Regions from separate parts of the Homo sapiens genome. Here region 2 is linked to region 1. The links are chromatin contacts, found by Hi-C or POLR2A ChIA-PET in ENCODE. All regions are on one chromosome and are shown on one strand. Each heading gives the region's core, a stretch centred on a gene start or an enhancer-like site at or near the end of the contact. The rest is flanking DNA. Distances are from core to core; before and after follow the strand shown.

Region 1 (3,788 bases), core at 713-3,212:
TACCATCACTTCAACTGTCACACAGACAATCGCCTACCCAGGGTCACAAGAGCCCCCAGGCCCATCACAGTGCCCGACTTTCTGCAATTAGGCCCTCCCTGGGAGGAAGCATTGTGTCTCCAGAAGGCCTCTATTAAATCTCAACATGCAAATGTACGTGCAGCATTTAAGCCCCTTAGCAGGGCCCTCTCTCCCTCCTCTCCATCCCAATGTGACTGTGGGTGGAGACCATGTGACCTCTGCTAGCCATGAAATGTGATTGGAAGGATCACGTATCTCCCCAAGGCTGAGGCAGTAAAAAGCTGTTTACAAATAATGGAACCCCAGACTAACAATGAATTAAGGGTTCTTATCAGCTCATGTAACAAAAAGTCCCAAAATAGGCAACCCAGGGTTGGCTGGGCAGCTCACTAGCTCACATCACCAGGAATCCAGATTCCATGTCTCCGCCAGTTTCACCACAGTGGCTTCTGCCCTCAGTCTTGCCCCTCCTGGTTCCAAGACAGCTGCATGACAGCATATTAATCATCTACTGCTGAGTAACAAACGACCCCAAAACTCAGTGGCTTAAAAAGGCAATAAACAGTTATGATCTCACACGGCTGCTGCAGATGAGGAATTCTGGCACCACGTGGCTGTTGGTTCTGGCTTGAGGTCCCTCATGAGGCGGCAGTCAAGATGCTAGCAGGGCTGCAGCCATCTGAGGGCTGGACTGGGACAGGAGGATGCACTTCCAAAAAGGCTCGCTCACTCACACAGCTGGCGGGCTAGGGCTGCTTGCTGGCAGGGGGCCTCAGCTCCTCCCTACGTGGGCCTCTCCGTAGGCTGTTTGGGTGTCCTCATGACGTGGTGGCTGGCTTCCCCCAGAGTCAGACAGCCGCGAGAGCAAAGCTGAAGCACCAATGTCTTTTATGGCCTTTCCTCGAATGTCACACACTTTCACCTCTGTTACATTCTCTTCATTGAAAGCCAGTCGCTAAGTGTGGCCCACGCTCAGCAGGAGGGGAAATGGGCTCCACCTTTGGAAGCAAGGTCAAAGAATTGGGGGACTTTTTAACTATAACAAATAGTGCCCACACTGGAAGAGAGAAACTCAAGCAAAAGTTTCCTCCCTGCTCTGCCGCCATCGGAGAGAAAGTTTTTCCCAGAAGTCATCGGCAGTCTTTCCCTTAGGTGTAATTGGCCAGAAATGAGTCACATGCTTACCTCTAGACCAATCACTGACAAGGGAAACAGACGCCCATGGCTGGCTTAGACCAATCATGAGTCTTCCTCTGAGATTGGGCACATTTCTGACTTAACAAAATTAGGTTTCGGGTAGCAAGGGAGTAGGGGGAAATGGCCGTTGGGTGGGTGGGCAGGAGTGTCAGCCATGTTGTTCTATTGAGTGGGTAACTGGGAAAAATTAGATGCTGAGGTGGTGATAATCCACAAATAGGAAACCTGGTCATTTATTAACTGCTTTCCATACTATCAGCTAGAAATGAATCCGTTCCAGGATCTGCTCTGTAAAAAGGGTCTGCTCACTGTGGTTGGCGTTTCATCCCTTCGGGCCGTCTGGTTTTAGACTCAGAGGACTCGGCTTAGAGTCCGCGTCTACTATGTGTTGCCTGTGCAGCCCCTAGAAGTACCTTCTCTGAGCTTCAGTTTCCAGCTGCATACACAGGGGATGATCATCGCTACTTCACAAGGCTCTTAGGACTACTGGAATATGCTTTGTAATTCATCTGGGGTTAAGGCCATGTGCATTCTGATCATTGCTGTTTGCCCTGGGTTTGGGGTGAGAGGCCAAATACCACCAGAGGGTTTTTTGTCCCCTCTTTCTTTCCATCTCTAATTTCCAATACACAGTGCCAAAAAAAGAGGAGAACTGAGCACAGAGGCCAAATCCCCAGCATAAAAACAGTGGTGCCATTGTAAACGCCTCCAGCGATTGCGCCCCACCCAGCTGAGGAAGCCCCATTCCCAGCCCCACTTAACAACGTGCGGCCTGATTTAATATGAGCAGCTGATCTCATTGCTTCCATAGCAAGTTTAATTTGCTGGGAAAGCGAGTTGGTGAGGTTCTAATAATGCAGAGCCGCAAATAATACCAAAGAGAGTTTGCATTATGATAACTTTCCAATTAAAATGGATTAATGGAGGAGAAACAGCAGCAGTAGTGTCTAGACAACATATTACTGAATCCTTGGAGAGGGAGATGGAAAGGAGTTGGGGGAACAAGCGGCAGCAAGATAAACAGGTGAACTTTATAAGTTGGAGGCACACTTGTGTGGGTGTGACGGGAAGTACCAGGGAGGGCTCCTTACCCCTGGTGCCCCATCAGTTACAATACCTGGACTTTGCACCATTTGAGAAAACCAGTCTTTTAGGACCCAGAGGCCTTTGGTCTTTTGGATTCCTTATTAAAATGCAAACAGCACCTTCCGTTTCCTCGGCTGACCTTACAGCTGGGATTAGCCTGCAGCTACTGGAGAGCAGACTGTGTGACTGTGCGACAGAACAGAGGCCCCGGCTGAGCCTTGGAAGACCCACATCGACCAGGTGTTGACACCTGTGGTGTTCTTGTCAGGGCTTCACTACAGGACTCAAAACAAATCCTCCATAACTATGCTAGTAACCCCCTGACCTCTGACCACTGCTGAGTGATCCAAGGGGTCCATCTAGAACCTCTATCCCAGCAACCTGAATTTTAGACCTGAGAGATACAGGGTCTGGGCTGGACTGGGGCTAGTGCTCATCCCTGAGAGCAGGTTCAGGACAGAAAGAGCCACAGACTGTTGCTGCCAATCTTGAGCTACCCCGGGCCCCACCCATGGAGGCCAAATTAGTTGATTTTCTTGCCATTCTGTGAAATCCCCCCAGGATCCATGTTCCTCTCCTTTGCTTAAACTGACTAGACATTTCTGATGCCTGCAAACAAAAGAGCTTTAATCTATCACTTCTTACTTGTGGGACCTGGTGAAAGTCATTTAACCTCACTGAGCCTCTGTTTTCTCTCCTGTAAGATGGGAGATACACACATCCCCACCTTGCAAGGTTGGTTGCCTCCTGTATTGGTAACATGATGTGTTAGGGTTAGATCACCATTTAAGTCCCTCTCAGCCCTGAAGTTCGGAGATCGTAGAAGTAATCCTTGAGGGATAGGGGAAGAGGCTGGCTGGACCACAGAGGCCAGGAGACCAAGAAGCCCAAGGACCTAATTCCACCAGCATCAGTAACTTGCAGGGCATAATAAATATCTCAACACCAGAACTGAGGCTCCTTGCAGAAATCTCCAAGGCTCCCCTATGCCTGGGAAGGCTCTGATTTCTTGCAAAGCCAGGAGTCCCATGAGCCAGTCCCTCATGAGTGAAGTACTGGCCATGTGCTGCCCCCTGCAGGCCTGCCTTTCTCATCACCTTTCTCATCAAACAGGCAAAGAAAAAGCCCATGTAATTGAATACAATCACAAAGGCAGTATTTAGCAGCATTCATCCCCCATTTTATCTCATTCTGCCATGTCCTTCCCTGTCTATAGATGAATATGAAACTACCACTGAAAGCAAATCATTCCAGGAATAAGGAAAATATGAGGCAAGAAACTCCTAGGGAAAGTTCACCACCTACACACACACACACACGAGTCAGAACTGAGTCCAAGGCCAGTCTTGAGGGGAAAAGAGAGAAGAGTTGCATTCATTGCACACCTGCTATGAGCCGTGCATTAGATCCTCCATTATCTCATTACCATCATAATCTCTCAGGACAGGTATCACCAACACCCATTTTACAGATGATGAAACTGA
Region 2 (4,022 bases), core at 212-2,711, 67 kb before region 1:
AAGTACAGCAAATGTAGGCTTAGCAGTACATTTGGATCTGGGCCCATGCCGTGTCTCCAGGTCAATATGAAACAAGTTGCCAGGATCATCAAGGGGGCATTCTAAAAATTAGCTCTAGCCAGCCCTAGTGGCCTGGGAGTACCAAAATGGTCATTTGCTAAAATTGGCCATTAACATTTTCTACTAACTGCTCTCTCCAAAGACTTGGAAAACGAGGGGGAAACTCCTTGGAAATCAAGTGTTATGTAGACCCTTATGGCAGCCTGGACTCCAACCTTCAGAAGCTATTCATTTTTAAAAATACATGGTGGGCATTTTCTACATGTGGTTGAGTATTTTATCCAACAGCCAAGTCATTCCAGTTTTCCCCACAGCAGACATGTTAGCCAATGTGCTGCCTGCTCAGTCAGTGCCTCCTTTTCTGACCACCCACAGGAACTGTCCCTGCCACCATGTTTATCCACATTCACGTACCTCTCCCTGGCTGCAGCTGTTGGAACAGCAATGGACTCCTGACTGAGGGGAGGCACCCCATTGGCTAGCCATTGACCAATCAGATTCTGTCTCCTGGGTCTCTGGACTTAGATTCTTGGTATTGGGCCCATAACCTGAGAGATCATGTCCAAGTTTAAGTGAACAAGTTAAAACCTAGAAAAGGCAGAACAGCCGGGTGTGGTGGCTCATGCCTGCAGTCCCAGCACTTTGGGAGGCCCAAACGGGTGGATCACCTGAGGTCGGGAGTTCGAGACCAGCCTTACCAGCATGGAGAAACTCCGTCTCTACCAAAAATACAAAATTAGCCGGGCATGGTAGTGCATGCCTGTAATCCCAGCTACTCCGGAGGCTGAGGCAGGAGAATCGCTTGGAACCCACGAGACAGAGGTTGCGCTGAGCCAAGATTGTGCCATTGCACTCCAGCCTGGGCAACAAGAGCAAAACTCTGTCAAAAAAAAAAAAAAAAAAAAAAAAAAAGAAAGAAAGAGAGAGAGAAGGAAGGAAAGAAAGAAGGAGAAAAAGAAAAGGCAAAACAGAGAAAGCCAGTCTGCAGAGAAAAGAATGAAACAAAGCTACTGAGATAAGCTGAGATGAAAAAAAAAAAAAAAAAAACACCCAGAGAAACACAGGCAAGAAGCTAGGAAAGTCTCTGAGCCTCTCACGGGTCTGGTTGTCATCCCTGCCCTTGAAGTCGGTGAGATTCCTCATAGCCTTCCAACGAAATCATTGTTATTACTGAGAGTTAAATTTATAATACTTCTATTTCTTGCAACCAAACAATTATTGACCAAGACCCCTATTAAGACATCACCTATGTGCTGCACTGTACTTGTTCAATACTGAGGATCTCACCTCTTCTTCTTCTTCTTGCCCACCTTTAGGTCTAACTGGACCTCCTTTCTCTCCTGGTATTCCTCTGTCTTCATTTCTTTAGTGCTTCCTTTCAGGGTCTCAGGTAATAATAACCAGCAGTGTGCCCCAGTGATTAGCAGATGAGTGAGCTGTGTAACCTAGACACCATGTTCCACTTAATGGTTTGTTTGCTCAGCCTACTTCAAAGGAGGCTGTTAGCCTATAAGTCAATAATTAGTCATTCAACAAATACCCATCAAGCTATGGCCCAACCCCAGCAAAGATATGTTGAAAAAAAAAAAAAACTTTTGAAGAGCAAATATAAGCCTTTATATATGGTTGACTTAGCCGTTTCTATTTTCCTTTCACAACAGAGAGGCAATGTTGATGTGCTACCAGTCCTAATGCAGCTAGAAGTTATCTGTTACACCAATGACCCCATCAAAAAGAGAACTGTTAACACAGGCCCAGTTTTTACTTTGCTTGTAGTGGTGGGGTATTAGCTAATTGTTGCCCATTAAGAGAAACAAATAATCCCCAGTGAGTCCCAAAAAGAAGTGGAAGTGGAGCTGAATCACCTGTAAGATCAGGGCTTCTCTTAGCTGCTCACAGCTGCCTGACCCAGTCACAGAAGAAGATGTAGAGGGGATTCATTCCATCTTACTTTTATTGGGTTTTCTTTTACTATGTGAAATGAATCTCAAGAAAACATCTCTCATCCCCCCAAACTCTATCATTGTTCTACTCCTCAATTTTAGTATTACTACTGTAATGATAAGATTATAGCTACTACATAATAAGATTAAACATTTAAAACCATCTAACAAATCACCCATAAGCTTACCCCCATCATTCAATCAACAGTCTTCTCTCTTGTCTCTTTTTTTTTTTCTTTTGGCACATTACCTCCCAAAGGTAGAATTTTCACAGACATGACCCTAGCATGCATGTCAGGTTGCAATTTGCTGTTTGATCCTGCCTGCCATTTTTTCATGTGTAAGCAATATTTTCTAGGCTCATGTTTCCCACTTATGACCTTCAACCCCTTCTAAAGCTCTACCCAATTATGACTCAAGGAATTCCCATTTTTCCCTCCTCTATTCTCCAGCTCTCCTTTGGAGTGCCACTTGCAGAGCTGCCTGGGAGGTGCCTCACTGCTGTCCTACAGGGCCCACTGACAAACCAGGCAGTCGCGTTTCCCCAGGCATGGCCACCCCTGCAGCCACCCCTGTGGCACGCTGCCACTTCTGTGTGAGTGTTCCGCCCATGCCCATCACCCATCACACACTCCGCTGGGTACCACACACTGCCTCCCCAGGTACTGATGTTTCCTCAGAGTGCTCTTGGCCTTTGCAGGGACCACAGCTCTCATTTACCTCCTTGAACACCCAGCACCTAACACAGAACATAATACATAGCAGATGCTAAAAAATATTGGATGAAAAAATGAGTGAATAAATAAACTAATGCTTTGTGGATGGACAAAGGAGCCATAAGGTCCCCTGGCCTCCTCTTTCTGCACATGCTTCTCCTTCTCCCACAGCGCTCTGCCACCCTTGCCAACGTATATGCTTTGAGGACTCATTCCCTAAACATCCACCTCAGGGCCTACAAGCTGCACACACAAGAAGGGCCAGGCTGCAGGGACTGGGAGTTGGTTCAGTTTATGTTGTCTTGAATCAGAGAAAGGAGCATCCCAGGACTTTTCCCACCGTCAGCTGTTCCCTCCCACTCTTTCCTGTCTGAGCTCTGGCTCTCCTCCCCATCTCGCCATGAATTCTTCCCATCACATCGGGGCATCTCCCTTCTCTTGCTCACTTAAAATAAGTAGTGAGCACCTGCTGTGTCTCAGATGCAGACACATCAGAGGAATCACTGTCCTCAAGGAGCTCACAGTCTGGCAGGTCACTGAGATGAAAATAAGTGCAGTAATATGATCTTACGGAGGAGAAGGCCGAGAAGCCTCGCCACAGAGCATAAATGGTATCTCCAGCTGTGCACGAGTAGTTTACGTGCCATGTGGGCTGAGGTCCCTCAGTGGCCTGCAGTGGGGTCTGATGTTCTAGTTTCAAGGTGTCCCTTTGGGTTAAGCATTGCCCTCTTCTTGCTACTGCTTTCAAAGGTGAATCCCCAACTTCACATCCCTCAGACTCTAGGATATGAAGCTTTCCACCCTCTCTAGAAGGGTTAGGGTTGCACTAGAGCATAAGCTTGCTGGCAGCTGGGGAAGGAGTATTATTGTGAGGAAAACACAGGAAGACAGCTTGGAGGCTCCAATGACCCACTTCCCCATGGTGAAGGTCAGCTTTTAAGAGGGTGAACCAGAGGCAATGGCTGACAAACCCAGGTCGTCTTACGACTTTGTGCCCTGAAAGATCTCAGAAGCCTCATTCCTGAACCATCAGCAGAACTTCGAACCTGTAAGGGAAGCTAGAGCTCTCTATGTTTGGACCTGCTCAGTTTTACAGCTAGGGAAACTGAGCCCAAAGAAAAAGAAAAAATGAGTGGGTCTCTCCCTTAAGATTCCCTTAATTGTGCATTGATTCCTGTTTTGCAAAATGACACTGGAACATGTATACCTCCCTTGATCAAATAATTCCACTTTGAGAATCTATCTAAGAAAATAATCCTAAGTACAGAAAAAGCTTTGGGCACAAAGAGAGGTTCATGATAGC

What was found. Hi-C counts contacts between places; a loop is a spot of excess contacts on that map. ChIA-PET counts read pairs that join two places held with the same protein, here RNA polymerase II (POLR2A). Pooled maps may share reads with other maps.
Region 2: a loop to region 1 is called in a map of PC-9, with 4 times the contacts of the local background. The contact joins the promoter of PCAT29 here to the enhancer-like site in region 1. A Hi-C loop is called at or near these places in 2 of 168 maps with a recorded cell type or tissue (Caco-2 and PC-9) and 1 of 50 pooled maps. POLR2A ChIA-PET finds 5 or more read pairs at or near these places in 3 of 52 experiments (Caco-2, OCI-LY7 and SK-N-SH).

The regions. Positions count from the first base shown.
Region 1 is chr15:69,523,170-69,526,957 of GRCh38, reverse strand. No RefSeq gene overlaps it. Among named protein-coding and RNA genes, the nearest start is that of DRAIC, 37 kb to the left of the region's middle. RefSeq lists enhancers at 1-183, 184-764, 3,292-3,461. Within about 2 kb of position 1,962, at least 4 of the 41 ENCODE cell types and tissues checked have a DNase peak (open chromatin) inside an H3K27ac peak, as active enhancers do.
Region 2 is chr15:69,589,639-69,593,660 of GRCh38, reverse strand. PCAT29 (prostate cancer associated transcript 29) reads right to left here and starts at 1,461. Exons shown (of 4, transcript NR_126438.1): 1 at 1,348-1,461.